Regions from separate parts of the Mus musculus genome. Here region 2 is linked to region 1. The links are chromatin loops, found by intact Hi-C in ENCODE. Cell type or tissue: heart. All regions are shown on one strand. Links, peaks and the distances in the headings refer to the core of each region. The heading gives the core; the rest is flanking DNA.

The links. A loop is a pair of places that touch in the nucleus more often than their neighbours do. Peaks named below come from ENCODE experiments on the same cell type or tissue, not always from the same donor. Only the 100,000 strongest peaks of a DNase experiment are listed, where the experiment ranks them.
Region 2: it touches region 1 in a loop (2.2-fold over the local background); 3 of 42 quality-filtered maps call a loop at or near these places.

Annotation. Positions count from the first base shown.
Region 1 is chr16:22,710,718-22,726,827 of GRCm38, forward strand. No RefSeq gene overlaps it. Among named protein-coding and RNA genes, the nearest start is that of Dgkg, 62 kb to the left of the region's middle. In heart, for the core only: CTCF peaks have their summits at 6,925 and 8,744 (motif pointing right); no DNase peak of the experiment used is centred there; H3K27ac peaks cover 312 bases.
Region 2 is chr16:22,787,039-22,803,148 of GRCm38, forward strand. It overlaps Gm30416 (a long non-coding RNA gene), which reads left to right and starts at 5,252. Exons shown (of 4, transcript XR_875953.3): 1 at 5,252-5,552; 2 at 10,605-10,836. In heart, for the core only: a CTCF peak has its summit at 8,675 (motif pointing left); no DNase peak of the experiment used is centred there; H3K27me3 peaks cover 831 bases.

The DNA of each region.
Region 1 (16,110 bases), core at 4,229-12,228:
TTGTTTGTCTTTTTAAGCTAAAATAGGCGCACATTGCAAAATTAAAAAAAAAAGTATATTCTTAGTGAAGATTGGGATTCTGAGCCATATCTAAGCTGTAAATGGTTCCTTAGTAATAATTACTTAGCTAGTATTTGCCCAACCATTAAGCCTGGCACACAGTGAACATTCTTACCAAAGGCTAAGATAGATGCTCAGTTAAGCATGGCATCTCCCAATCTCTTCCTTTATTGCATCTAAAAGAGACCAGCATCTCGGAATCCAAAAACAGAAGGAAGAAAACCCAACAGCTGTAGTTCCCAAGTCAAGCTTATTCGTTATAACGTAGGAGAGTAAACTTCACCTTGCAATGCGTACTGTTGTAGTGTTACCATCAAGATACAGAATATTTCCATTGTTTATTTACTCATTGCATTCGCTCTGTTCTGAGACAGAATCTCCCTCTGTGGCCCAGGCTGGCCTTGAACTCATGGCTCTCCTCCTGCCTTAGCCCTCCAGGTGCTAGGATTATAGGCATGAGCAAGCCATGTCTGGCTTCTTCACACTGGGTAAAGGCAGTTGAAGAATATTGTGTCCAGTTTTAGGCCACTCTGGCTTCTTTGGTTTTGTTGATCAGCGCTAAAGGTTAAACCCAAGCCTCGCAAATGCTAAGAATGCGCTCTACCACTGGGCCCTGTTATAAAGGAATTATACAGAAATTCATAGTCTTTATTGCAGGTTATATAAATACATTTTTATTACTGTGTACCTGGGTATAGGATTGCTGGATTGTGAGGTCGATGCCTGATTAGCTTTACTTAGAATCTGAAATGGTTTTCAGATTAGATTCTATCAGTGTGCGTTTCCACCAGGAATGTGTGACATTGAGGCAGTCAGCATCCCGGACAGCTTGCTGGTTGTAGCAGCACTAATAGACTTGCAGGCTAGCTTCTACTCCATTTCTCTCCTAATTAATGATGATAGTGTTTTCAGGCACTTCTTGTCCCCACAATCTTTGTTGACTGCCAATTTTTAAATTGTGAGCCTGTGGGGCTGGAGATAGCTTGGTGGCTCAGAGCACTGGTGGCTCTTGTGGAGGACCTGAGTTTGGTTCCCATCACCCACTTGGCACAACTGTTTGTCATTCCAGTTCCAGGGAATCTGACCCCCTTACTACTCCTAGGACATCAGGCATGCACATGTTGCACATGTGTACATGTGGTGCCCATGTGTACATTAGACAAAAACTCACTACTCATATGCATAAAATGAAAATAAATCATTAAAAATTGTAGATTTGCTTTATTCTTATCTGGAGAATTCTTTATATATTCTAAAGTGAGGGCTTTATCAGTCACATGTATTGTGAATATTTCCTTCATTATATGCCTGTCTTTTTTTTTTTTAAGTTTCTGTTTCATTTTTATTACTGTGAGCATCATAACATGCCTGTAGAGGTATGAGGACACCTTGAAGAAGTAGGTTTTCTTCTTCTACCTTGTGGGGCACAGGGATTGTACACAGGTCTTCATGCTTCCCAGGAGATGCCTTTACCTGCTGATCCATATCACCAGACCATAAATTGTATGGGATTTTTGTTTGCTTGCTTGCTTTTGAGACTGTCTCATCATATAGCCCTGGCTGGCCTGGAACTTGCCATATAGACCAGGTTGGCCTCGAACTCACAGAGACCCATCTGCCTCTGATTCCTGGCTATTGAGGTTAAAGGCATGCACCACCATGCCAGATCTCTAAATTTTTAAAAAAGATTTATATTTATTTTTTAATTAATTAGTTAATTATTTATTTTTGTTCTTTGTTTTTTGAGAGACAGTTGTTCTATGTATCCCTGGCTGTCCTGGATCTCAAATTCATAGAGATCTGCCTGTCTCTGCCTCCTGAGTCCTGGGATTAAAGGTGTAAACCACTGTGCCCAGCTAGATTTATATTTTAAAAAGAGTTATTTTTATGTGTATGAGTGTTTGAGGCCAGAAGAGGGTGTTAGATCTCCTGGAATTGGAGGTAAACATAGTTGTAAGCTGCCATTTGAGTGCCAGGAACAGAACCTGGATCCAGCACATGAGGGGCCAGTGTTCCTAACCACTGAGCCATCCCTCTAGCTCCTATGTTTGCTTTTTTTTAACTCTCCCAATAATATCTTTTGAAGAAGAAATGTCTTGCTTTCAAAAAGGCTTGATATATAATTTTCATGAATTCTATTTCTGTACGATATCTAAGGAATATTCCTCTAACTTGATGCTGCAAGGGTTTTCTCAGAGTTTTATTGTTTTAGGTTTTAATTTCGATCTATTATTTGATTTTAGTTAATTCTGGGCACGGATCAAGTTTATGTTCTTCAGACTAGGCTGTCTGATGGTTGCAAACAGCTTGGGTGACTTGTGCTGATTTACTTTGCAGTTAGACACACATAGTTGATATTTTCCTGTGTACTTACCTATGTATCCCTTGTAGATCCATCCTTCCTTTCTTCCTTCCTTCCTTCCTTCCTTCCTTCCTTCCTTCCTTCCTTCCTTCCTTCCTTCCTTCCTGTTTTTGTTTGTTTGTTTGTTTGTTTGTTTTTGGTAGGGTCTCAGTCTATAGACTGTGGCTAACCTGGTATTTGCTGTGTAGTCTAGGCTAGCCTCAAAGTCACAGCTGTCCTCCTGTCTCATCTTCCTAGAGACAGGCTTGACAGGTGAGTGCTACCACACTTGGTGCCCTGGTAATCTCCCCTTCCTCCAAGCAGGCCCTGGGACCCACTATAATTTGCTATGATTTGGGAACTGTCCAAGTATCCCTCGAAAGTCCACTGTGATTAAAGTCATGGTCCCAGATATCTGTATTGGGAGAAAGCAAAGCATTGGGGAGGCAGGGCCAAATGGGAACTCCTTGGGTCTTTGGGAGTATAAGATAGTTCATATATAACCCCTGAATGCCTGCAAGAAAGTAATTCCAGGAGGAGCATGTCTGGCCTTGCATGCCATCCTCCTGCTTCTATGAGAGGTGTGATCATTTCTGCTGGTATGCTCCACCATCCACTGTAAAGCTGTATTTACCATCTGGGTGGGAGAACTAGATCCCAATAGTATACTGCAGGCATAGTGCTGTGTATGCTGTGTAAAGTTTACCCTTGGGTTATTCAAATGCTGATTTCTCTCATATCTTGTTTCAATCTGGACACAGTATTGTGATGCTTATACTAAGAATCACCTGTCTCAAGTGTAAACAATTGTGTAAACAGTTCTTACCTTTTATTCTCTGCCTTGTCAATAAGTGCTGATAACCCAGTGGCTGGGCTGAACAGAGAATAGAGTGGGACTTCCGCTAGCAAGGGGAAAGGATAGGGAAAGTCAAAGGATGTGGGAGGATGGGGGCATTGGAGGCATGAAGAATGTGTCTGAAGAACTAGACTAGTAATAATACACAAGTGTCATGGCTGGTTCTGGGAAGTAGCCAGGTTAGCACAGATGTTTAAAGTATAGCATTTGAATGATCAGCTATTGAGGTGCAGTTTTAAATAAATCTTGGTTTCTCTGTGAAGTTATTGGGGCTTAGCATAAGGTAAATAAATATAGCTGCCAGATTAATTCACCACTTACATTTATATTAAATATGCATATATATATAGTGATGCAAAGAAATCTGCTATCATATGCTCAAGCATAAAGCCAGAATGACTTCATCAGTGATGTTGCAAGCCTAACAATATCAAGAAGCAACACACAGGCTGAGAGTGAAGAGAGCTGAACATCTAGTCTGCTTGTTTGGACCATATGCTTATGATGGACATGGCAGAAACGCCGAGTCAGCAGTTTTGCATTTTCCTTATAATGGTAGGTACCTAAAACTGTAAACCATGGAGAACATTCATCTGGTAGCTTCAATAAAGTCCCATCCACATCCTGAATCTCTTGTCCACATCTGTAATGTGAGAAACCTGGATAAGGTACTCTGTGTGTTCCTTCAGGATAAAGATAATACAAAAATCTGGAAGCTGACTGCCACAATCCAGAAGCAGAGATAATTTTAGCTCTATGTGCAGGTTGATCCATGCTAGACTGAAGGTAGCAATTGTTGAGCCCACAGACACATTCAATGTATTCTCAATAAAGAGCTGAAAGGTTATGTCTTATAAGGTAAAACTGAGATAAAGGGTGCACTGTCCTAAAGAGCAAGTGGGTCAGGTTACATTGGGTGTAACCTGTAACAAGATCTGTGAAAGCTTCACACAGCTTCCCCTACATCACTGACCACTCTGTTTCTCCCATTGCATCCAGAACATGTAGAGATAGGAAGGAAGAGGTATATTTTTTATGAAGGACAGTTGCTTCTGGATGACTAACTCGACAGAGTAGAGATTTAATTAAAAGATTGGCCATCCTTAACATTTGTATGTGTCATACAGAAGGATAAGGCAGATAGGAAATACCCCGGGTTTGTGAATGTCAGTCTGATAGAAACAGTCTTGTAATCTCATAAAACGTGGTGTTTGGGGGTTGCTGAATTGTGTTAGTAAAGAAATGGGCAGCCAAGGTCTCAGTTAAGGCACAGGGCAGTGACTTGGGAGGCAGAGCTCTAACAGTACTCAGTGACCTCAAGACTCTCCTAATGGGCTGCAGGCTGATCCTTAGTGGACTATGGAGGAGAAGTACCATCTTCCATGAAAGCATGGAGCCTTCCAAATTAGGAAATCATCAGCCAGATCCAAGTGGCTTAGTATCCAGTCGTGTTGGTGAATATTAAGGAACTCACACACAAACTGAAGGACTTTCACAAAGGGTACAAATGTGGTCATATGATACCATATTTTTTTTCCAAAGGCTTGATTTAGAAATAAGAGGATTTGCTATGAAATATGAGCAGCTCTGAAATGTTAGCATTCTGAAAAGAAAAACTCACAAATGTTATTATCCTCGAAGACTAAGAATGATAGCTTGAATAATTTCACTTAAGAATTGACTAATGAGCTATTAAGCCTAATCGTCCAGAGACTTCAGAGACCATGTGTTTACAGGATGGTTCCACAGAAGGGCTAGTTCCCATCTTAGTCAGAGATGCCAAGGGATAAAGAGATTCCCTTTCCCATTCGACTAGATCATAAAAAGCAGTGACTTTAATGTTGACTTCTCACGAAGCTCAGACTGCTGAAGCAGCTACAATCCATTAAGACTAAAATGTATGTAAGGAGGAAACAGCTTTCTGTAGATTTACCTTCCCTATGCCAACCTCACAACAAAATGGTCAGCTCCAAGAGTGAGGCCTCCTCTTGCGGAGCTAGCTCTGGCTGTCTCTCTAGAGTAAGGAAACAGTAGATGCATTATTCATTAGCTGGGCACCTGGCTCCCCTATCTCCTTGACCCACCTTAACAAGCATCCAAGGGAATTATTACAGTCCCACAGAGTCTGAAGCAATGCTACACTCGAGGCAGTTAGTAATAAAGGTAAAATTGGGGTCGGGAGGTTATGTGTGCTGGTCAGGGTATTTTTTGATTTTTGTTTTCTTCCAGTGCTGGGGATCGGATCCATAGTGCTACACACGAGGGGCAAGTGTTCTGCCTTGATAGTGAGGTTCCGTGGAAAGCAGAGGAGATGCAGACAATTTGATCAAATGTTCCTTAAATTTACAACAAAGGTAACCCAAGGCACGTATGCTATTGCACAGTAGCATGGTGTCTTAGCATAATGACAGGCATGGAACAAGAATGAAATGTTAAAACGGGTTCTTGTTAAAGCTTTTTTTAAAATTAGTGTGTCTGTGTGTGCGTGCGTGTGTGCGTGCGTGCATGCACACTTGCATGTGAGGGCTGGTGCCCTTGGAGGCCAGAGGTATTGGGTTCCCCTGGGACTGGAGTTACAGGCAGTTGTGAGCTTCCAGATGTGGGTGCTGGAAACCAAACTCAGATTCTCTGCAAGAGTGGTACTATTTTCTTAACCACTGAGTGACCACTCTAGCCCGCAAAGCAAGTTCTTTTATGACTGTCCTGTGGTCATGGGTTTAATAGTAGTGGCAGTGGCTACACAAAATAAGGCAGAGATGAATTTCATAGCTTGGTGGATCTTCTTGGTCAGACCTAAACACACACTTCCCTGTGAGCCGTCTCAAGAGAACTGGCTTTTCTGAAAAGGCATTTCTGGGAGCAGAAACACATTTTGCACACCTGTCTGTGGCTTTGCAGTGGGTGGGCTGCATGTAACAGGTCCAGGTCTGTTCTGCTCTAGCCTAAGTAACTCTAAGCCTCAGTGTGGCTGCTTGTGTACAGGGAAGAGAAGGAAAGCAAAAAGGGGCAGGATAGCACTTGAGCTCAACTAAAGGAGACCCAAAGGCAAGTGCAAGCTGCAGAGGGGTGGCTCTTTGAAGGGCAAACCATGCATGACACCTGACTTGCTCAGTCTCGCACATCCAGGAAGAGCATCGAGTAAACTGCCTTTGTTTTCACTCCTGAGATAACTGACAAGAATTCTGAATTTGATTCTTCAGCAGAGTGCCACTCATAGTCAGCACACACAGACAACAGTGCCCAGCTGTTGAGAACACTGAGATATGATTTACTGATTGGAACCACCTGAATGCCACCACCACCAGCCTCTGCCCCAGGTCTCCACTAGACCCTGAGGACATCTGCCAAGCCCTTCACTACAGGGTGAGTGCCTGACCTTGAGGGGACACTCCTGCCATGCAGGGTGCATTCTGGTTGGCTGTGTCTGCAGCGATGTACCAGCTGTGAGACATTTCCTTGTCTCCTGTCTGCTTTCAAGTAGTAGCCATTCAGTCACAGGTGGCCAGGCCAGAGGACTGCCAGGATAAGACAACACAGAGGGAACAGAGCTGGTAACAGAGGGGGATGGTGGGCAGGTTGCCTGGGATGGGTCACTGTAGATGGGCTCTGAAAGCCCAAGTATCTGGGTATCAAGTATGAGACCAATCACTCAGTTCCTAGTGATGTAGCATTACCCATTCCCACCTCTAGGGGTAGGTAGGTAGGGGACAGATGGCAGCCGTGGAGCAATAGAGTCCCGCAGAAGAGGCCCATGGGGAGATGCACTAGAGCAATGGTCCTCCACCTTCCAAACACTGTGATCCTTCAGTGCAATTCCTCAAGTGCTGGCTCCCAACCATAACTTTATTTTCATTGCTACTCCATAACTGTAATTTTGCTACTGTTTGTAGCAAAATTAATGTAATTTTGTAATGTAAATATGGTAGGAAGTTTGGCTATGCAATTTAGATTTTGTTCATTAGCATATCATTACTGTGCCTATACGTATTTGGTCTCAGAACCGAAGGATACAAAAGGAGGCTCCAGGTAAAACTTCTGCTGTGCAAATGGTTTATTATGGTCATGTCTTCCACGCTCCTTTCCAACCTGCCTCCTGGATCGGATGGATGAGTGCTTTTGGCTGAAGGGTATGTATAACTTGTCAGAAGGGAACTGTGAAGTCCACATCCTACTCGGACCCAGAGGACTAACTGTCTACCAGGTTCTGAGGCACCTACTTTATGTGTAAGGAGGAATCACTATAGTTTGGCTTTCTTGTGCTAGGTTGGAAAGGTTCCCCAGACAGTAGATACCACACATGTCAGGCATAGTTACTGGTTGCCTGTGCATCCAGGCTAGGACTCCTGCTAAACAAAGACACACAGACACAGATACACACACACACACACACACACACACACACACACACACACACACACACACACACATACACACTGAACTGGTAGCATACCTCTCCTGGGCATAAGGACACATGCTCCACTATGTTCATAGCAGCCCTATTTAAAATAGCCAGAAGCCACTGTGTTCATAGCAGCCTTATTTATAATAGCCAGAAGCTGGAAAGAACCCAGGTGTCCCTCAACAGAGGAATGGATACAGAAAATGTGGTACATTTACACAATGGGGTACTACTCAGCTATTAAAAACAATGAATTTATGAAATTCTTGGGCAAATGGATGGACCTGGAGGGCATCATCCTGAGTGAGGTAACCCAATCACAAAAGAAGTCACTTGATATGCACTCACTGATAAGTGGATATTAGCCCAGAAACCTAGAATACCCAAGATACAACTTCCAAAACACAAGAAAATCAAGAAGGAAGACCAACTCGTGGATACTTCATTCCTCCCTAGAATGGGGAATAAAATATCCGTGGAAGGAGTTGCAGAGACAATGTTTAGAGCTAAGACGAAAGGATGGACCATCCAGAGACTGCCCCACCCATCCCATAATCAGCCACCAAATGCAGACACTATTGCATATGCCAGCAAGATTTTGCTGAAAGGACCCTGATATAGCTGTCTCCTGTAAGGCTATGCCAGTGCTTGGCAAATACAGAAGTGGATGCTCACAGTCATCTATTGGATGGAACACAGGGCCCCCAATGTAGAAGCTAGAGAAAGTACCCAAGGAGCTAAAGGGGTCTGCAACCCTATAGGAGGAACAACAATATGAACTAATCAGTACCCCCAGAGCTCGTGTCTCTAACTGCATATGTAGCAGAAGATGGCCTAGTTGGCCATCATTGGGAAGAGAGGACCCTTGTCTTGCATACTTTATATGCCCCAGTACAGGGGAAAGCCAGGGCCAAGAAGTGGGAGTGTGTGGATAGGGGAGCGGGGACGGGGGTATAGGGGACTTTTGGGATAGCATTTGAAATGTAAGTGAAGAAAATATCCAATTTTTTAAAAAACAAAATAAATAAATAAATTAATTAATTAATTTTAAAAAGTATGCTTTCACTTCTCAGGATCACCACCAGGGGGCCAGGGCACCAAAGGAGTGACTTAAGGAGAAGGGGAGGGGCTCAGGTGCTCGAGGGGATGGGGGACGGTGAGGACTATTTTTCATATCAGAGGAATTGCTGACTCGTGATGGTAACAAGAAACAGGTCAGTTTTAAGAGGGTTTAATTACCGATTTTACATTCTCTATATGTCTTTATTTGCCATGCCAGAATAGGCTGTGCACTCTGCCCGTGCACTTGCCAAGCATGCTCCTGCACCAAAGGCGTCCCGAGCACCAGTCACCATTTTTCCTAGAAGCTGGTGTATGAGAAGTTCTCTCCAAAAATACCCAGCAATAGCCACGTTAGAGGCAAAGACAGAGATCGGGCAGGAAGGTGGCATCTTACGACCACGTACAAGGAAGCCATCTCTCCAAGGAGGGCAAGGGGCTGTGCTTCCTTCTTACGACAGTCTTGTCCCATTTGCCCAGTCTCTGGTGACTACAGCATCACAAGAAGCCCAGCTTCTGTCCTCTGGTTGCTAGGGAAATTTAAAAATAGCTTCTGCAGCTGGGTTGGGGGCAGGGAGGGAAGAGACAGTGGTAAGTGGCCCTTTGGAGGAAAACAATGGGCAGTGAGTCTTGCCTGGAGGGATCTGGGAGGGAGGTGTCTTGTGTTTCCTGCTCTTCTTGCTGGACTGAATGGCAGCCTTTTTATGTTGGGTAGGCAGTGGGCTCTTCCTGGGAATGGCCCAGTTTCCTCTGAAGAAGTCCCTGTCACTTGAGGATCAAGAAGCCAGGAAGATGGGCTGGTCTGCATTAAAAGGTGAAGTAGCGTATACAGAGAACTTTCTACGCCAACACAAATGCCAGGCTCCGTAGCTGGGCTTGTCAGCACAGCAGTTGCCACAACAGATGTGGGCAGGAGAAATGCCATAGGGTTCTGCTGGCCTCGTGCCCGTGACATCTTCTTCAGCTTCATAAGGAAGGTCATCTTGGATTCCTGGGAGAGTCTAGTGTCCCACACCAGCCACAGTCCTAGACAGAGGCCCCAGTTCACCCCCTGGCCTTTCCAAGAGGAGGAAAGGGCACAGCTGACTGTGACAGCTCCGTGCTGGTGTCCAAGGAGGTTGCTTGGATCTAAACTAAGCTTCATCTCACCAAGAGGAACCAAGAGCATCTCTGTGTTTCATAAAAGAATCAAGAGTCATGAATTAGGCTGTGTGAGGAACTTCCTGGCTTGGCAGTTTGTGGTCCCCTCAAAGAAATTACCAAAATGAATTATGATGTTCATATCATAGAACATTGTAAACTATAAAATTATGTGTCCATAAAAACATTCACAGTAAACCTAAAACAAGTTAACAAGGAGTATTATGGATTCCATCTCAATTTTAAAAGTATGCCGTATATGTACTAATACTTTTACTAAACATTGAATCACATTTATATAATTACATATTTATAAAATATAAACACCATTTCAAATTTTTCTAGACTATTTGATTATAGCAGGTTCTTTTCTCTAAAAATTTCTCAATTTCAAATTCCCTTTCCCGTTTTGTGACACTGGGTTTCATTGTACAGTCAAAGCTGACCTGGAATTTACAATCCTCCTGCCTCAGCTTTCAGAGTATTGGAATTAGAACACTTGTACCAACTGCACCTTTTTAGTACATTGCTCACATTATGAATAAGGGACATTTTATTCAAAGCATCTTAATGAAATATTTTCAAAACTCCAAGGTGTCAAGGTACAAGGCATTGAGATGAATGCAGAGTAGTAGCCTGACAGCAGAAGTGGCCTTCTCTTACCCTTGCCCGATACTCTCTAGAAACTTCTAGAGGCATGGGAAAATTTGGAAGGGTGTGCCATGAGTTAGTCCAAAGCAATGACTTAGGAACTAGGGGAGTCATGTTGTCATATGGCAAAACACAAATCCAGTGTTTTGAATGAACACAAGCAAGGATGTAGAGCCCAGGTTCAGCCTCACTGAGGGGAAACAGATGGAGGGTGGCCCCCTGATGCCTTCACTCTCCTGTGGCCTTTCAGCCATGCACAGAGACAGCATCCTGCTGTGGGCAGGGCAGGAGCACTTTCCTTCCCCCCTTCTGTGAATGAGGAAACTGAACTTAGGGAACCCCTGCTCATTCTGGCTGTTTTCACAAGGGCCGTTTGGATGTGGGCACTTTCAAGTGCTCAGATATGACAAAATGTCCTTTCCCCTCTCAAATCTTTGAGTCCACAAACAGAAACCTAAGACTTAGTCCTGGCAGGTTTGGTTGTTGAATGTCCTGAAAGGCTCATGAGCTAAAGGCTCAGATTCCTCGTGGCTTTACTGAGATGTGGTGGAAACTTGAAATACCCCAAGGTCTTTGGAAAGCCTGAGTCTGAAATGGATTATTATGGGACCCTGTTTTTTCTTCTCTTCTTTTCTTTGTTGGCACATGCCATGATCTGCCGCATAACTGAAAGCCCAAAATGATGGAGCCATACAATCTTGGAACCTCAAGAACCATGAGACAAAACTAAGCTTTTCTCTTTGTAAGTTAATTGTTTCAGGTATTTTGTTACAGCAACAGGAGGCTTAGAGCGCACAGGCACATGCTGAGGCCCTAGCACGGAATGGAGTCCCCAGAATATTTTATTCACTTAGTTTGGTTTGGTTTGGTTTGGTTTTGTTGTTGTTGTTGTTGTTGTTGTTGTTGTTGTTTTCTTTGTTTTGGGGTTCTGTAAGGCAAAACTTTAAGAATTTTTCTTAACAATGTTTAAGAATAAGAACATTTATAATGAGAACTTTTCCTAGAAAATCAAAACCTGGAGCTGGTCCTTCATGCAAATAACCTGCTATATCTGAGGGGTAACTACCCCTTCTGGTCTCAACAGTTGCCCCAGCTACACAGTACCTCTTGGGCTAGAGTCTGAATGTCAGCTGCTGTTATCTTTTACTTATATCAGGTCTTCATTTATTCATGTCCCCCACTTGGCCCTTGTAGACATCTGAGCTTTGGAATTCTGATTCCCTGGGGTCTGGGAGCATCTTAAGCCGGTCTTGTGCATCATACTCAATGATTCTGTCAGTGTGAATAGATGGAGGTCCGCAGGAAATGCTGCAGAATGGAATCATACTACTCACAGCTGCCTGGAAGCTGCACAGGGAGACCGTCAGCCAAGCTTTTGTTTGGTGTTCCTTGGTGAGTCTTTCCTCTTCCCTATAAAGACAAAAAGATTTTGTCCCTAAAAGTAAACTCCTGGTCGACTGAGACCCTGCTCCCATACACCCTCATTCCTGGGCTTGTATTTCCTTGGACTGTGTCTAAGGATGTTTATTTAGCCCAATTCTTCTCTTAGAAAAAGCACGTCGCAGACATTGCATCGACAGACATGAGATTCCAGAACCCTCTCATGAAAACCTTTGACTTCATTGAAAACACAAGAACACATTTTTATCTTTAATATTATAATGTTATTACATCATTTACCTCTTTCCTTTCCTCCCTTCAAATCTGCCTCTTTGTTCATTAATTGTTATTGCATGTGTATATCCATATGTTTATACATATGTATCCCTAAATACAACCTGTCCAATCTCAATAATATTACTGTATAAGTGTTTTTAGAGCCAACCATTTGGTGTTGGATAATCAACTGGCGTGCTCTTCCTTTGGGAAGACTGTGTCTCCCTCTCCGAGCATCCTGCCATTGCCTCAGGTTCTTTGTATCAGGTTCAGGCCTCCTGGGCTTTTCTCCACCCACTTTGACATGTATATTGCTATTGTCTTTGCTGAGGTCACATTTGGGCAGTCATGTTGCTGAGAGTTCATGGGGTTAGCTTCTCACATTACTATGAGGCAGACACAGAAAACTCCCAGGTCCTCTGGTTCTTATGATCTTTCTGCCTCCTATCACACAATGAAAAGCACATTTTTAAAATGTGGCAGCCATCTAGAGACAGAATTGACGCCCTGTTTGTTGATGCCCAGGCTTTAGATAAGCTACTGGTATGTACAGATCAGTTTCTAGAGCAGTGGTTCTTGACCTGTGCTCAGGTATTTACATTATGATTCATAACAGTAGCAAAATTACAGATATGAGCAAGCAACAAAATACTTTTATGAATGGGGATCACCACGACACAAGGAAGTATCTTAAATGGTCACAGCATTTGGAAGGCTGAGAACCACTGCTCTAGAGTAACATCACACTGGAGAGTAAGTTTATAGTTGGGGTTACCACAATAAGAGGAACTATATTCAAAGGTCACAGCATTCAGAAGGTTGAGTACCGCTGTTCTAGAGACCGGTCACAGTGGAGACTAGAGGTCAGAGCATGTGTCTATGTCCATGTCTGGTCTCAGCAGCAACTGGACATCAGCCTGCCTCTTTGCTTTAGGTCAAAATACAAACATGGCTGTAGAGTAGGCCAGGAGCTGCAAATATATGCATAGAACAGGCACAGCCAGTCAGCTTAAAGTAAATAAAGGAAAATAGTAAGCATATTTCTTTAATAAATAGGAGAGGCATATCTTTGCAGACTTAGGAAGAAGGTGCTAACTTGTCAGAATCTGTCTGACAGGCATAAAGGCAGAAAGATGGTATTTATGGACATCCTAGGCATCATTATTTAAATAGATGTCAAGGCAATCATTTTCTCCATGGGACGGTTGGATACTTAAGGTCTTGAGCTACTGATGCAAGAGCCGCTGCATCTGGGAAAGGTTGCAGGGTTCCATTACTATGACCACGTACCGAGATAATCACCCACAAAGGAGTAAAGGCTACTTTGGAAGAATGGACTCACATATAGCATGAAGAAGAGCAGGCCTGCAGCATACTACTGCAGAGGGGTATTGACTAAGTGCTGATATTTTAGTCTTGGGATCTGAGTTTGAGAGATTTTAGCTCAGGGTTGCTTGGCCTCATTACACTGGACAGCATTGTGCAGCTCAGTGCACTGGATGAGTTTGTCAAGTACACAAAGGTTGCCAAGGAGACCTTTTCTCTGTATGATGGTCAGGAAATAAAAAAGAGGATAGATAGGGGTTCAGAGATAATAGCTGCTTTAAGGGTACAACCCTAATGATGTAACTTCCTTTCACTAGAGGTCACTTCCAAGTGCACAGGACTCCTTCCTACTAGCACAGGTCAGAGGTCAAGCCTTCAAACACATGGGCCTTTGGAAGACATTGTCAGTCTAAACCAGAGCAGTGGGAATCTTCTAACCACAGCACCTCTCACACTTCCCAGGTAACAGTCTAGTTTTCACGATTGCTGGCTGTGGGGAGTCAAGACCATGTCATCAACTGTAAACACTGGCGTCTAAGCATTCAGCTTCTACCTAAGTTCTGAATCTGATCGGTTTCTGGCCATGTCCTGCGGCTGCCTGTAAGAGAACAAATCCTAAGCAATACTTCCTACATGGGGCCATTCTTACCCATCTGGAGCAGTGGAGTCAGGGCCAGTTGATTTATGTCCCAGCTGAAGTCACCTAGTCCTTAGAAGTGGTAGCCCACCTGTACTCACAGGACCAAATCACACCAAACAGCATTTGTTATGGCCCCAAAGCCGTGGTCTTGGTGGCTACTTCTCTGGATTCTGAGAGTAAAACTAAAGGAGGCTTTATTAGTCCTTCACTAGTGTACTACAGACCAGGAAAGATGCGGTTGTCTCATCCTTTAGTCCTGTGTACGTGAATCCAGCTCTCACGCCCACCTCACCCTCTTACCATGTCATTCAATGGTTAGTGCTCTATCCCTCAGGTCTCCTGGTAACCACAGAGCCTCCCTTTGGTATAGAGAATTGCTTTGAAGACTCCTGTTGGCAGAATGGCAAAAATTGACCACCTCTGATGTTCCATAACTTTTGGTCCACATGACGCTAAGACTGGGTACACCAGACCTAATGGAAAACCAGAGCAAAAGCTGAGAATAAAAGTTCAGTGTAGTTTGGGTTATGTCTTCACTAGAGGAGAGCTGACATTTATATTTCCCAAAATAGAACATTTGACTGAGTCAGGTGGCTACCATCCAAATGGAACGCCTCCACCGGGGAGGGACAAGTGCTGACTTTCCTCACAGTATTTAGCCTTTCTTGTATTTCATGTGAGGTCAGAATTGCACCCTATGGTTCCCCTGATGGTTCCACAGCAATTGGTGCAGAAACAAGTCCACTAGAGTCTCTTCTCTAAAGGGTACTTGTGGGCTGGGCATGTGGGGAGCCTCCCTAATCCATAATGACTTCTTCTACTGGTTCAGTATAATTAACCTTCAGAAACAACCACTGTAGTGTGCTAATGTTTCAAAATGTTGACTTCAATTTTGAGGCAGTGTGAAGTTTTTTGAATTGATTTTCAATATCTCTGCTACTTGGCAATTTATTAAAAGAAAATGTAGGTATCAGCTCAAATAGCTTTTATAGATGGCTTTCACACAATGAGCCTCCCCTAGGACACGCTTAACTTTTAAAGATGCCAATCAAAATGGCTGCTAACTGGGGCTGGAGAGAAGTTAAGAGCACTTGCTGTTTTTGCAGAGGACCCCAATTCCATTCCCAGCATTCACACAACAGCTTACAATCATCTGTAACTCCAGTTACAGGAGATCCAGTGTTCTCTGAAGATCTCTGCAGATATCGGGCATGCATATGGTGCACATAGAGGCAGAACACTCATTCATACACATAAAATAAAAATAGCACATGCATCCTTTTTGCATGGCAGCTAATTGTCTTTAAATGTGGACTTCCATTTCTTCAGCTCCATAGGAAGTGGCATGTAAAACATGACTAGAAAGCTGCTTCAGAAAAGCCTGGCTTCCTGGGACTTGGAAACCAGGGGTGGAGACACAGAGATTCCAGGGAGCAGCAGCTGAGGGGCAGCTGTGTGTGTCCAGGACCATCAACATCACGACAAGGAAGATGCTCACTGAGCAGCAGGAAGAAGGGTTCATATGCCGACCAGACAAGAACGGACTGCAGCCACTAAGATGCTCTCATAGCCAGCATGGATCACTTAGTTGTCTCAACTGCCTACCTAGTTCATCCCAGTGGATTTTGAAGGTATGTCTCAGTTTCTGGCCAGCAAAGTGGTGGTTATAACCTGTAGGGAAAGTCCTACAGGCACATAAGAAACAAACAAACAAAAAAAAAAAAAGAAAAAAAATAATTCATGACTTCAAGACGAATTTTATTTTCTGGGCTGGAGAGATGGCTCGGTGCCTAAGAGCACTCACTCACTACTCTCCCCTGGAGGACCTGGGTTTGTTTCCCAGCACCGACAATAGCAGCTTCACAATCATCTGTAACTCTGGTCTCAAAGGATCAATCCGACACCCTCTTTTGATCACTGCTTATTCCTGGTACACAGATAAAACACCTATACATATAACAATAAAAAAGTGTGGGGGGGGG
Region 2 (16,110 bases), core at 4,955-12,954, 77 kb after region 1:
AAATGTGAAAGGATTGCAGACTTAGAAAATCACCTCTGTTCTTGTTTTCAATTCTATTTGGTTTGAGTGAAAATCATGAGTAGATGAAAGAATGAGCTCACAGAGTCATAGAGAGGTGCTCAAGGAGAGTCTGCTGTGTTGTCACCAGAATCCATGGCTAAGTCACAACCACTAAGAATGTAATGGCTAATGATAGGGAACTCCTGATAAGGTGAAATATACAGTAATTTTGCCTTCACCCCAGGATCACTAGGAAACTGAACCAACCACCGGGATCCATCATACAAATGATCACTTTAAGGGCCTAGGGTACAACCTAGGCATAGAGATAGAGTTAAACCTAATGAATGGGCAAAGTTGAGGCAACTACAAATGGGATACCAATCACCATGTACATGCATCCTAATCAGGCTCCTCCAGTTCATCTCCAGCTGGGGAAATTTCCATGGATCAACCATTGCATTACTTAACCAAGGTAGAGCGTAGAAAGCCTCACAATTGTTCTGGTGGACCAGCATGATTGCATCAGGAGGAATGGTCAAGGCCAGCCCTGCCTTTTGACCACAGATTATCTTATGATATGGCCTTTACTGATTGGATGAGAGGAACAGCAAACAGCCATGAACCCATCTCCAAGAGAGTCTTGAGTAGACTCAGGCTTGGCTATATTGTATTAGTTCTATTGAGACTGTTGATTTACTGTCTAACAATGTGACATGACAGCTCTGAAGACTGCAGATGAAGGAAGGCCACACTGGTAAGAAGGCAGGCGGTCTCTTCTCCATGACTTCATTTGCATACATCTTAAAAACATGAAATAAAAGCAAGAAATGGTCACAACTATGTTATTATGTGATGTTCTGTTGCAAAACTTTGTGTTCATCACACTTGTTTTAAAGATGCAAAATAAACCTAGTTACTTGCACTTATAGAAAGATTGAGTTTTTAACACTGATCTCAGATTTCAGTTTCATGTTACAAGCTTGTGCCTTGCTCTGAAAGTTGTGCCCAGTAGCAAAATAGTGGCTCAGTGGTTCAGTTCAATCCTGATTCCAGGATCGCAGGAGTAACCAACTACTTCCTGATAGAGTTTGAGTCCACTTCACCGAGGAAATCTGAAGTGGAAATTTCTGGTTTCTTTGGAAAGTCATTTATGTCAAATGATGTTTTGCTGGGGCACGCAGGTGAAAGGACTCATAATGTTCAGAAGGAATATAAAAATGACCCCACAGACAGTGGGAGCTCTAGATTGGTTTTCTTTGCTCTACCTCGCTATTCTTCACATGACACGCATGTATTGGCTTGCCCTACATTGCAGTGCTGAGCTCCACTTGTGGTAATGCCATTGAGAGAAACTCACCAAAGAACCTCTTGTGAAGTTCCTATATGCTGGTTTGGGTGTGTAGTGTCTGGCGAGAGGACTGGACTGCAGCTGCTGGTTCATGTGTGGTGTCTGCTGGCAGGACTGGACTACGGCTGCTGATTTGTGTTTGGTGTTTGCTAGTGGACTGGACTGCTGATACCCTGACAACAAAGATTAGACTCACCCCTAAAGAACTACTTCTAAACAGGTCTCCTTCCCCCATGTCCTAATAGCTTTTTCTCCACTACCTCTGATGGGTGTGGGCTAGAGACAAGGTCGAATGTTTATTCAAGAAGGTTGGAAAAAATGTATGCCTCCAGAAATTCATACCTGGCACTGTCAAAAACCCTTGGCTAGAGAGGTCATAGGCCCCAATAATCTACTATTATTGGTTTGGTAAAGGGAAATTGTCAAACTGCCTCCTAAATATTTATGCATGTGCCCTCTCATCCTGGTTAGAGAAGTTCCTGCTTGCAATGGGCAGTGGTTAATGCTCAGACTGAAAACTGGTCAAAGTGCTGAGAACAGGTGACTGTTGAGTGTCAGCCCTGAACAGGACATGTGTGTGTCTTACCCACCCAAGGCTCAAAGAGCACTGAGGACAAAGGCAGGAGGGAAGAAACGAAGGATGGGGAAGAACGATATGAAATAGTCTTCTGGGGAAGGCGGGGTTGTCATGTCCGTGAACTAATAATAGCGGAACTTACCTGGGCTCCTCAACATTCTATCAGAGATGGCAACGGGGCTCAAGGTGTCACACGTTTCTGATGGAGTATAAGCTGTTAGTAATTACTTGGGAGGTAGAGTCAAATTCCTTATTGGTACTACCACTGGTACTCAAATTAAATACCACCCACCTCCACCCTCCAGAACAAAACAAAACCGAAACATACCAAAGGGAGCAAAAACAGTAAATAAGAACAACAAATATGTGAAAGGAGGAACATTTATTAGAAAGGAATTCAGTATGGGGATGGGTAAAGTGGATAATCGGGATATCATCAAAATACATTTTGTATGTGTGTGTGTGTGCGCGCGCGCGCGTGCACGGGGACGGGGACTGCTGGGGGAGCGGGGCGTGGGCAGAGAGAGAGACAGGGACACAGGCAGACAGAGAGCTAGAATTCTCATCCAGGCAGCTGGAGCTCAGAATCCTGCGCACTGCTTTGGCCTCTTGTCTGTGGATTTCTGGGAAAATGTCTAACTTGTCTAGGCTGAAGACATGATTCTCATAACAGGACCTGCCGAGCAGTGCAGTGGGGAACAGAGCCTGAGAAAAAAGTAGTAATCACGTGATGGATGAAGGTCCTGAGCTGGAGAAAGAATACACATTTTCTTGCCCGGCCTCAACCAACTGCCCCCACCCCCGAACCCCCCCCCCCCCCCACCGCTACAAGCACCAGGCTTTGATCCAAGGGCTTCACACATGCTAGGAAAGCACTAGACCCCTGACCTTCCCCAAGCCCCCAGATCTACATTGAATGAAGTTTCTACCCCCCTGCTCTTGTTCCCCACCAGTGTGCTCAGCACTCAGATCATGCCAGGGTAGGGCTGCTCCGATAGTGAGGAGGCCTACATTTGTTACAGCATGGCCCCCAGCCAGTCATGCTGTTGCCCTGTTCCCCCAGCCAAGGCCTGGGGTGCTCAGTCTTGAGCCTTCCGGGGGGCCTGGAGGGTGGACACTTGCAGGACAGTCTGCCTGTTGCTGGCAGTTGTGGGCGGTGGGTGGGTGGAGGCTCTTGTTGGAAGGCTCCCCAGAACAGATGGGGCTTTCTGTGTTGCTGGATGGAGGCAGCTTGATGTATAGTAACTGACAAACTACTCATCATGAGGGGCGGTCCGGAAGGAGGCCTGCAGTTGAGTGGGCGAAGGGGCTCACACAGAGGGAAGTTGGCAAGCAGGAACGCACCGTGTGGGTGGAGGCGCAGGTGGAGCTGCGGGGCAGTGTGCTCCAGAATGAGGTGAGGAGGCTCCGCTCAGCACGGGCTGAGCCCCCCCCCCCCTTTATCAAGAGAAGAACACTGAGTAACATTTGCTCAGAGTCTCCAGAAACAGCTTCCCGGGAACCCAGAATCAGCTCAGTGCTGTGAGGGGCAGGGAGGTCTTTCTTTTCTTCTTCTTTTTAAAAATGAAATTAAAGGAGGGATGGGGGGCGGGGGAGGGAGAGGATCTCAAACAACAGGAAGCAACAGGTAACTATGAAAATGAAGAAGCATGGTGGGAGGAGAGAAGGAGGAGAGGGAGGCAGGCACACCGAGAAAAACATTTCCCACGAAGTGGAGAGGGGACGTTGAAGCAGGTATCTACTTCTCCTGGGAGGGTCTGAGTCTTTTAAATGTTTTAAAGTGCCACAAGGTGGCCCCCCTCTGCCCTAATTTTGTCTTAACTTAAGGAAAATGGAGCTGATGAGGCTATAATTTCATATGAAGCTGAAATATGTTTAGCACAGGCCTTGATGCATCTGACCAGTTTGGACTAGTCGGCCCAAGAGGGCAGCCCTGCTGGAAACAGACAAGCCTATAAGGCCTTTGTCTTGGAGGGTGAAGTTTGCAGTCTTCTTTGTTTATCTGGCCATCAGGGATCAATGACCGCTGGAAGCATTTCTAATTTGGTGGAGAATATACAGATTTGCTGAATTATATGCTAGTTGTTATATGTTCATTATCTAGTAAGGGATAGAAGAGAGAGATGTTGGAGTCCTGGCTACAAACAGATGGAGAGAGCAGATGTCCTTCTGAGATGACCCCAGATGTGCACTGTCCCATCCTGTCCATTTCCAGGCAATGACTGGGGAACCAGAGGCAAGAGGACTTGATTTGTTTGTCACTGGGCACTGCTGTCACCTCTTGGGGTACAGGTCTAAGACTACAAGGCTCACTCCTGCATGCTGTGGAGGGCCACTCTGGAAAAAGACACTCTTGCCTGAGAGTGTCTTGAGGCAACAGAACGAACAGGTTAGAGTCAGGGAGCCTTGGTGGAGCCTGTCCCTGGGGATAGGCAGCCATCCCTTTTAACCAGAACCCCTGCAGGGCTAATCTGCTTTGCTCCCCACTGTAAGGTTGGCAAGTCTGGAGGGTTTGTTTTACATCAGTAAACAAGGCCCCATAAATAGCACAGCCCATTTCCTTTGATCCCTGGAGCAACAGGGTTTTCCTCTGACAGCTTTTGACATTCTGTCCACCACGTGAGAAGTCATTCCTGCCTGCCTGTTGTGCTAAAGTTTGTACTTTTGCTGACACCCTTGGGAATGGTAGACAGGCAGCCTTTGAAAAAGAAAGACCTTTCACATTTAATCTGAACCAATTCCTGTTACGAAAACATCCTTTTATTTCTAATGTCCAAGCTCCGGTCAAAAGTGGGGGGGTGGGGGTGGGCACTCAGAGCTAGGGATGTAATTGCTGGTCCAGTACTTGCTTACCGAATGTAGGCCCTGAATTTCATGCCCAGCACTGCAATACCCAGCGGAATCTAGAATTGAGGCCAATTTACAAAGCAGGAACTTACTGGGCAGGAAGATAATGGGAGAAGCTGGTGCTCAGGTAAGCAGAAAGGATCCCCACCCCACGGTGTCTGTCTTTATAGGGTGGCAGTTCTCGACCTGTAGGTTGTGAGTCCCTTGAGGGCCAAATAACCCTTTCACGGGGCCTCTTAGGACCATCAGAAAACACAAATTTACATCACAACTCATAACAGTACAAAAAGTACAGTTATGAAGTAGCAAGGAGAATAATGTTATGGTTGGGGTCACCACACCATGAGGAGCTGTGTTAAAGGGTCACAGTGTTAGAAAGGTGGAGAGCCACTGGTCCAGAGGCTTTCTAGCCCTTTCCACTCCGCATTCTTACATATGCCCATTTGTGACACAGCTTCCATACGTGATCTCATCTAGTCCTCAGAATCTTGATATCCATGAATCTCCTTAAGTTGCCCGTTTTCAGAGGTGAAAACTCAGGCTCATAGATGGAACACAGAATCACCATGGCTTAGGAGGGAAACACTTGTCTGGGAGCAAAGAAACCTGGATCCTGTTCCTGGTTCTGTCCTCAGTGCCCAGGCTTTGTCCTCTCACGTTCCCTTATCTGCAAGAGTTGCTAACCAGATGGATCCATACGCCCAGCAGTTCAAACACCGGACGACCCCAGCAAGCCTGCTGTGCTCCTCCTGAGGAGGCCAGGAGGCTACTTGCAAGGTGAGGGTAACCCAGCAGGGCCTGCTGGGACATCTGTCCATGTGCTGCAGTTCACACCTCTGTTTCTGCAGTTACACAGTTACAGTTTCTTAATCAGACTGGCAAGGCTTCTTAGGTTCCATTAGTATTCCCATTGGACAGGATATGCCAAACTGCTAATAGCACCCTGGGGGGGGGCTCCCCCACCTCACACTGTCATCTGCCTTTTGGGAGATTTTATTTTAAACTTGAGTTTACATTTATTAAAATTGCACTATTTGTTTAAACTAGGGAACTCCAGGCCAATGCCCATGCCAAGGTGAAAGGGGACTGTGTTCCGTTCACTACTGTGAATGGCCCCACTAGTGGGAATAGCTGAGGGACTGGGAGCTGCCTGGTTGCCTTTGGGAAGCTTCCATTTGCTAGTGGGAGAGAATTAAAGCAGCAGCTGCAGGCAGATGTTGGTGGAAGTTCAAAATCCTGGAGACGGAAGCAGCAGAGCCTTATGAGACAAGGTGGACTGACTGTGTGCATCTGGGCTTTGTCGCTGAGATGCTGTGCCTAACCCTGTTTCTCTGTCTCTCTGTCCCGTCCCCCCTCCGCCCCCTGCCCATCCTCTCTCTCTGTCTCTCGCTCTCACTCTCTCATTCTCTCTCAGCCTTTGCTTCTTTACCCTTAAGAGGAGCAACATGGGTTTCATCTGCCTGGAAGCACATCCCAACCCCAGCATTTGAGTGTAGGGAAATATGTGGGAGATCATCCCAAGGAGGCCTGGTAAAAGAGTGAGGAAGTAGGAGAGGAGAAATCTGTCCCTCAGCAGGCCACCACATCGTCCTGCTGTGGAGCTCAGTCCTGTTGCTGGGAAGAAAGGGTATATGTCTACTAACTTCTATCATTATTGCTTTGGGATGTTCCTGGGGGGCATGAATGGCTTGGCATTGTTGGCCATCCTCAGGTACAGGCTGAGAATGGCAGGGGACCTAAATGGATTTAAGGATTTAGAGAAAATAAGTTGCTCTCCTATTACTACTTCAAGGCCCAGAAAGAGTAACTTGTGTAAGTTACACAGCTGGCAAAGTAGTAAAATAAGGCTTTGTATCCAAGTTTTCTGGCATGGATAACCATAATGCTAGAATGGTTTTCTGAATAAAAATAACAAGGAGAAGAAGAAGAAAATGAAGAAGATGAAGAAGAGGAGGAACAGAAGGAGGAGGAGGGAGAAGAGGAGGGGGAAGGAGGAGGGGGAAGGAGGAGGGGGAAGAGGAGGGGGAAGAGGAAGAGGGGGAGAAAGAAGCAACAGCAGCAGCAGCAGCAGCAGCAGCAGCAGCAGCAGCAGCAGCAGCAGCCGCTCCACTCATTTGTGTCTGATCCTGAAGCTTGTCTTCGTTGTTTCCTTGAATCTGTCTTAGGGAGCCCACATCACTATGTCTGCCTAGGGATAATTTCTAAGTCTCAAGCATTACAGCCAGGAGCTCCAACTCAGATGCAGGAGGACTAATGAAGTCTGGAAGTTCTGGTCACTACTTCCCTCCCTGGGGCCAACATATGGTCATATTCCCCTACTCACTCAAAATTTGTGCCTGGGACTCAGCTTTCCTTGGACCCCACAGCTCCCGTTTACAGATGTCTTCCTTGCAGATGAAGTGCAAGGATACAGAGAAACTGGGAGGACGGGTAGTACCTTCTTGTCTTCCCAAGATGACCAGGGTCTCTACTCCAAGGCTTGATAAGGAGTTTAGGTCCACAGAAAGCTTAGACCATCGAGACTGGCAGCTTATGATGATAATACATAACAGGTTCACGATGAATGTCCACATCACAAGTGTCTTCCCGGTAAGAGAGATGGCAGAGCTCTTGACTTCCAACAAGCTCATATTCTGAGGGAAAAAAGAGAGATGTGGATGGATAGCTGTGACTCTGGACACAGCAGACGTGATGGTGACGTGACATGGGATGTGGGAGAAAGGCGTGTAACTAGAACTCCTGAGGGGACATTTGAGTGGTTGCACATGAGAAGAATCACAGGCAGTAAGGTGAAGGAGGGGATTCACCACAGGAAACAGCGGGACTCTGGTGTGGGTTCTTAAGAGCAGTGATAGCTTTCTCACCTCAGGCATGTGTGACCTAGGGACTTAAGACGTCAGATTCTCAATGGCCATCAAAATCAGCCCGAGACCACGCATGCTGGCTAGTTTTATGTTAACTTGACACTAGAAACTAGAGCCATTTCTACAGTGAGAACTTTGAGAAAATGTCCCTATCAGATTGGCCTGTGGGTGAACCTGTGATGCATGCTTTTAAACTGAGGATTGATATGGGACGCTCAGCTCACTGTGGGAGGTGCTACATCTAGGCAGGTGCTCCTAGGTGCTAGCTTACTCAGCTCCTAGGCTGAGTCAGCTGTGTGGAACAAGCCAATAAGCAATGTTTCCCCACGGTCTCTGCTTCAGTTCCTGCCCTGGCATCCCTCCATGATAGAGTATGAACTGAGAGTTGTAAGAAGTAAACGGTTCCCCACCCAAGTTGCTTTCAGTCAAGATGTCTTATCACAGCAGCAGAAGCCAAACTCCACCTGTGTCTCACACAGATGATGATTAAAGATTCGGACACATGGGAGTAAGAAAAGTAATGTCGGCTTCCTGAAGGAAAACAAAGTAATAGCACAAGACTGGTGTCCGAAGGTGGGCTCCTGAGAGGGTTGCCACGAGGGGTTCTTGTAGAGATTTTAAAAAAAAACTTTAAAAATTATATTTATTTGTGTGTGCGTGGAGGTCATGAGACAGCCTGCAGGCGCTGGTTATCATTTTCCACCATGCGGATTCTGGGGATCAAACTCATGTAACCAGGCTTGGTGGCAACTGCCACCACCAACTGCCAAGCCACCTTACTAGCCCTGTGGAGATGTTTTTTTTCTTACAAGACTTTTGGTTGGGGTTGGGCAAAGACTGAAGGGATTTCTATGAGACTAGTCAGTTTCCTGAACATATTGTTGGTAGAGTCAACCAAGCTGTCCTTGAGCCTGCGTGATCTTCTGGCCCAAGCAGAGAGATGGTTCCATGCTATGCACCAGCTAAAGGTTGAGGTGTCCCTCTGTCCACCTCTAATTCCTTCTTGGATACAGCTGACTTTGGCCCCCTGCTGGCCACTAGCTAGCCAGTGACTGCCTCTGCAGGCAGGCATTTCTGGTCTCTGCCCTTGGATAATGCCCTGCTCTGTGCTAACTCTGCCATTGTTCCTCGCATTCACACGCATTGTTCTGTGCATTTGCACAGCTAGGTTGTAGTTTTCACAAAGGGCCTTTTCCCTTACTGCCTGCAAAGCTAGCTCCTAACACAACTCCCTTGAAACGTTACCAACAATTCCCTGAGTGCAAGCTATTGGAGGAGGGGGTGAGGGTGCTCGGTGAGGTGAGTCCTTGGGCCAGGTGCTGTGAAGATGTCCCACTCCAAGCTGTGCTTTCGGAAGCCGTCTTCTCTAGCTGAGTTATTCTGTGACCATGCTGTGAACTGTGGCACTGGTACAGTGTCATATACGGTGATGGCTAACAAACCTCCATTTTGTGCTAGGCATTTGTTTCGGAACTTAATAGTCATTTGTCTCTGACTCAAGGTCCTGGAAGATAAGGCCCGGCAACCCTGAATCCTTGACCCTCACTCGGAAATGTATGGCCATGATCATCTGCTCTTAGGATGCGACCTACCACTGATTGTGGCTTCTGTGACTTGCATATGCAGACATTCAAGGACTATTTTAAAGCCACGTTGAATATCTAATCTGGCAGAGCAGAACAGCCCTTGTGGTTTGTTACTTTAAAATCCCCTCTTTCACTCAACTCTGGGTGCATGTCTCTGATTTGGGTTAGACTGTGGCCCTGTAAGCAGCTTTAATAATGTGGTTAGTTATAACCTGGATCAAGCCTGGGATCTTTTCCTGGTGGTCTTAAACTCCACAACAGCATGAAGGACATGTGTGATGGCTCTGAGAGTCGCAATTGTTTTCTGCTCACACGTGAACCCAACAGATGAGAAGGGTTTACCAAGGAGATGACGCACCGTATGTGTTAGGAAGAGTGCTTGAGGCAGACAGATTAGAGATGGCTGAGGTGCCACATCCAAGTCTGCCACAGATGCCGAAGTCAGGAAAGTGAGGGACAGAGGATGGCTTTGTGACATCCTTCAGGATGGAATGGACAGAGCTTTGTAACCAGGGGAGTATAGGAGAAGAAAGAGCTGGGGACAACGTGAAGTTAGTGTGTTAATGGTAGGAGGAAAGAGATGTGGGGAAAGAGGGAAAGAGAGGTAATATGGAGGAGGAAGAGGACAGTGCAGACCTGTTAACTATTCCCCTGGCAGTGTTCAGATCATCTGGAGCAGATGGGGAGAAGGAGAGGAAGAAAGAAGAGGGATGATAGAAGAAAGGGAAGGGGAGGAGGGGAGGAGAGGAAGAGAAGAGAGAGAAGAGGAGGAGGAGGTACAGAGGAGGGGGAGAGGAGAGAGAAGGGAAAGAAGAGGGGAGGGAAGGGGAGAGGAGAAGGGAGGGAAGGGAATGGGGGGAAAGAAGAAAAGAAAAAAGAGGGAAGAGAAGAGGGAAAGAGAAGGGAGAGAGGAGAGAAGGGAAAGAAGAGAGGGGAGGGAAGGGGAGAAAAGAGGAGACGGGAGGAGAGGAGAGGAGAGGGGAAAAAAGAGAAAGGAGTGAGGGAAAGGGAGGAAAGAGAGAAGAAGAAAGAAGAGAAGGGAGGGGTAGGAAAAAGGGAGGAGAGGGGATGAAAGGAGAGGAGAGAAGAGTCTCTGGAGTCATAGAGCTTAGTCCAGGGAGAGTGGAATATGAAGAGAACCAAGAACGAAATGTCCTCAAACTCTGATGCCTTAGGGAGAGGAATGGGGAGGAAGCCGAGCAAACCAACACTGCCCTTCCATCTTTTCTGTTAAGCAGGAGCTGGTGCTATCTGAGGAGACTGGCCATGTGATGGGGTTTTGAGAAGGAAACAGTTGCTAGTGGGGAGGGCATGAAGGAGTTGACTGGGGACACAGAGAGGGACTGCCAAGCACACATTGTTTTCTCCTGCCCTGACAGCTGTCATCAGTCAGGGGACCAGATGGAAAGATGAGGTAAGACTCTCCCAGTGCAGAAACTACACCCATTCGTGAAGCAGGTACCTCTAGCTACAGAATTGTTCTTCGGAGCCAGTAGAGGACCACTGATGCTGCTGGGATGATTTGCTCATGGAAGCATGCAAAGAAGCTTGGATGCCTTCCCCGGTGACAGCCAGGGCGAGCCTCTTTATACTTATGGACCCGAGTAAAGAGTAAGAATGGAAGCCCATGTATCATGCCTGAACATATTTGCACATTATAAATTAAGCTACAATCACTGCCAGCCTGGATTCCCAATTGGTGTCCTACCAGTCACTTCCTGAATCACCACACAACCAGGAGCTGAGCGCGCACTCTCTCTCTCCTGACCAGCCTGTGCCCTAGGAGTGTTCAGATTTGGTGGGACAAGATGGGAAGGGAGGCCAGATCTCGGCTAGGGCCCCCAGCTGCTGCCCTCTGAGCCCAGGACAGGATACAGCTAGCAAGTGCTTTATGAAACAAGGCAGGCAGGTATGGGTGTGTCAGCTCACCAACTCGGAACCTCCAGACAGGTCTCAGCACATCACTCTAAAAGAAGGAAGGGAAAACAGTTATTTTGTGGAATTAGACTGGCTAGACACATGGTTCCGGAGACTTTAAAGACACTATAAACAAAAGCAGAGTATCTGGAAACAGTCCCATTTCCTTTACTCTTGAATTATTAAAAATAAAAAAGGGTACGTCTATAAAATAGTTGCTAAGTAATAAAAAAGAACTACTGACGTGTGCTGTACACACAGATGTATCCCCAAACATTATCTGTGTGGAACCACACACTGCCCGATCCCACTCAGGACCTCGGGAGAAGGTGAGCCAAGGGAAGGACAGTGGCTTCAGCCAAGAGGCTGAGTCACGGTAGGCTCCAAGCAGAGACACCCAAGAGACCCAAAGGAATTTGTTTGGGGAGGGTCGACAATGTTCAATCCTGGTTTTGGTGGTGCCTGCATCATGCTAAAGCTTTTAACAAGTGGGCTGTATAATGCTGGGAGGATGTCCCAGTGAACTTACCCTGCCAAGCCACAGGCCAGAACTTCCTCAATTCTGAGGCTACCCTGTGGCTCTCTCCCTGACCCCACCCTTCTGCATTCAGTACCCCTGGGCTGTTCCTGCACAAGCTGCCTGCATGGGAGAGTGCAACAGCCCACCCCAAATGCAGTTTCTGGCATCTTTTGAGTTGGCTCTTCGGCCATTCCATAGATCTTGGTAGACCCAAGAACAGTTCTGAAAGTGATCTTTTTTAAAACAAAGAAATCAGTACCTTTTCCTCTGTGTTAGCAGCCAACCAGGGTGCTTTAGATGCCTCCCTCCCTGCCTATGAGAAACTCTGAACAGGGAGGAAGAGGATGCAGTGGGTCTGATGCTGGATCAGACGATTACAGATCGCAGCTTGTACCTGCTGCCTGGGGGAACTCTTGTGGCTGAGACAAAGCTTACCAGGCACATCTTCCCCAACTTCCCCACCCCATCCTTACAAGCCAACTATTTCTGTGCTTTAGGCATGGCTTGAAAGGTCAGCCCTGTTCCCATACCTGTCCACAGGGTGGGAGTGGGAGTGGGGCATGGCGCCTGGGGTGGGAGTGGGGCATGGCGCCTGGGGTGGGAGTGGGAGTGGGAGTGGGGCATGGCGCCTGGGGTGAGTGGGAGTGGGGCATGGCGCCTGGGGTAGGGAGGGGGCGCTCTCCTGTCGCGGCTCAGGATGGTGCAGGACTCCTTGTAAGCAAAAGGCTCTTTTTTCCAGGACCTAAGGACAGTGTGAGAAGGTCACAGACTGACTTCCGATTTAACAAGTCTGAGGGGACGGCAAGCTCTGGCATCCTGGACTTGTTTTCTCGCTTTTACAGCTCCTAAATAAACAGACTTTTAGGAATGTTTGAAATTCAGTTCAAATTTCAAGTGTTGCCTTTAAAGAGACACACAGGTGGTCATTTCAGAGTGAATTTTTTCTCTTGCTTTTCTTGTTTTCCAACTTTGAGATTTCTTTTCATAGATTAGATTTTTTTTTTCTTTTTTGAAAAGAGGATACACCCACAGGCCAGGCTATCAAGCCCCCTCCTTTGGGCAGATCTGCCATGTTCCTTTATTATGGAAGAATAATTAGAAGAGTTTTCTCTGGTACCAGAGAAGGGGAGAGCAGCGGGCAGGAGAAGACACACAATACAAAGGACAATGAGCTAATCCAGTTGTCTGTCCACTGGACCGATCCCCTCTTAGGTCCCTCTGAGGCCAATGCGCTAATCCCCGTTACGTTCACTCACACCTCAAGGGTCATCGACACTGAGAGCACCATTATGCTTACAGGAAATGTGAGGCTAAATTCTCACGCGCAGAGACATGGTTGGCATGACACTGGTTACATTAAAGGGCTCTTCTTGACTCGAGGGCCCAGGAAGGCTGAAGTTGTCCCTACAGACACATAGTCTTTCTGTGAGTCAGTCTATTCATGCAGCAAGTGGCAAACATAGCTACCTTCCTCTTCACACAATCACTGGGAGAGTCAAAGTCCAGCCAGTCAAGGGGGTCCCTAAGACAGTGTGAGTGAAGTTGTTGCCAGGAGACACTGAGTAGGCAGGACCATGTGACTCTCTCCCAACTGCCAGGTTGCTTAGCCTTTAGAGGAGTCTTTGGGAGTGACTCCGATTCATAACCCCCTCACAAGCAGGTCTCCTCCTGACTTTTTTTTTTCCCACACTTGCTCACAGAAACATAGTTTGAAGATCTATCTTTCTGTACTTAGCCCTGGGTTCTGCAGGACCAGCCTAACAGGGCTTACTGTGAGCCTGGGCAAACGAGCCAGTGTGTGTTCGGAAACCATGTGGTCAGCATTACTGCCAGGGCCCACCATTGTTCTGGCCCAATGGTTCAGTGCGCAGGCTGATGTGGCTGTTAAAGTGAACAAAGGGGACAAATCCCTGCCTGCTGGGTACTTCACTCCCAAGAGGCAAATTGTTTCAGGATTTCCCCAGAAAGCTATTCATTCCACAGTCACCCAACTGTGTTATAGCTGCTGGCTCACAAAGGGAGCCACAGGTACTGGAAAAATAGAACTAAAGTAGAAAGATCTGAGATGGGGTCAAGCCAGTACTTCCGGTCCTGGCAGAAAAAAAAAAAAGGAAGATTAACTTTCCATTTCTGTGCAAGTAGCCACCCCATCATGTGGCCAAAAGCCTCTGAACTTCCCGATACTCCCCTGACTCCTCCTGACCACCCCTTGACTCCTCCCCTCCCACAAACAGTCCAGAAATGATGTGAAGTCACCGGTAGACCCCTGAGTCATCATCTTGGAAGCCCCGTGGATTCTGAGTCCTTTCACCACGGAAAGGCCCCTCCCAAGAATGTCCTTCAGCAAAGGGTTTAGGGTAGCTGCCTTTATTCCATTATAGGTATAGCTAAGGCGTTTCTCCATATTGTCTCAGCGAATACCAACACAGCTGCTTGAGTTGTGTTTACTATGGGGATAACGTGTAGGTTTGAAAAGCTCTGACTTGTGTGGATTCTAGACACAGCCATGTTGGCTTTGGAAGCTGCCCAGAACTAGAACCAGGGAAGAGACTAATGGGACAGGCACGAGAAGGCCAGACTCCTGCAGCAGCTAAATGTGGCTTTTCTCGAGGTTATGGGATAGGTTAGATGACTCTGACATATTTCCCCCAATTATGAAGCGCCTGCTAAAATAACAGACATGAACTGTGGAGGTGGCTTGGTAGGTACAGTGCTTGCTGGGCAAGCATGAGGGATAGAGTTCCGGACTCCAGATGACACAGAAAAGCCCAGTGGTTTGGGCAGTCCTACCAGTAGTCCTGGCACTCCAGAGACAGGGAGGCTCTGGATCAAGCTAACTAGCTAGATACACGGTAAGCAAAAGAACCTGTATAGATATAGACATAGACATAGACATAGACATAGACATAGACATAGACATAGACATAGACATAGACATAGACATAGACATAGACATAGACATAGACAGACGATATATAGATACATTGTAAGCAAAAGATCCTGTGTGTGTGTGTGTGTGTGTGTGTGTGTGAATGTGTGGGTGTATGTATGTGTCTTTGAATGGGAATCAAGGATGATACTTAACCACAATCTAGAACCTCCATAAGCATGCACATACAGCCGGGCGTGGTGGCGCACACCTTTGATTCCAGCACTTGGGAGGCAGAGGCAGGCGGATTTCTGAGTTTGAGGCCAGCCTGGTCTACAGAGTGAGTTCCAGGACAGCCAGGGCTACACATAGAAACCCTGACTGGGAAAAAAAAACATGCACATACATGTATATATGCATCCCTATGTATGAGCACACATCTGTACATGCACCCATATCATGTACATGTCATATGCACATTTCTGAAAAAATTATGGGATAAAATAGAAAGGTATAAAAGTGGCTAACTACATAAAAGACTATGCAATTAATCCAGACAAGCAGTAGCTACTTATTAGTAGAGACTAGCATGAACGCAGTAGCCACTGCCATCCAGTGGATCCGTACTATGTCAGAGTCTGTATTTGAAAATTCTAAGCCCCAGATACTTTGTAATCCTCAACTACAAATCATTGTGGCTTTGAGGCTACTTGTGGATGTGGGCAAAGAGGAGCAGTGATCAGTGACCCAGTGCATGTGGTCCCAGGTGGAGTGAAGATGCCTTTTTGTCTCGGTTCTCACACATTGTTCCAGGACCACCTAATGCCATGGTCTTTGTATTCTTGCTTCCTGCTGATTTTCTTACCATATAGAAATGCCCCCAGGGATGCTAGCAACTTGTGATCTAATGTACCACTCACTCAAAGGCCGAGACAGACCTTCACAGAGAAAGCAACTGCTCATCTGGTGTGAGTTCTGGTGCCACTGGCTATGAGTTCCATGTTACTAAATCCACAACATACGTAGTGTCTTGAAACACAAGCACCCAGGAAACTAGGCTTTGTGCTGCCCATCGACAGGCCACGGGTGCTGGAGGCTCACAGGGATCTGATCATACGGCTCCTCTCAGCAATTCAGCATTTGCTGTTCAGTGTTTGTGGTATTGTTACAACTGCTAAAGACAAGGCTACCAAAAACATCTCTTACATGTTTTATATGTTGTCTGATTCGAGTGCCCACAGAGCAGGTGCTAGCCAGAGAGTTATCCATCTTAGATTATGCGACTCTGAACTAATTGGGATCCACTCGCAGAGAGTGGATTAACTGCCTCTCTAGCTTTTGTGCCAGACTGCCAGTCCTTGGGAAAATGTAGATGAACTCACAGCAAAACTGGTACATCATTAAGAGGCATCATTATGTCTTGTGGGTGGGGACCTAGACGGATAAGACATAAGACTGCAGATTGAAAGCTGCAGCAGCAGATGCTGGCTTTGTGTAAGAGGGAGATTGTAGTATTCAATTCTCTCTGACAGCCAACATTTGAAACTAGGGGTCCACAGGTCCGTCCGTGGGAGACATA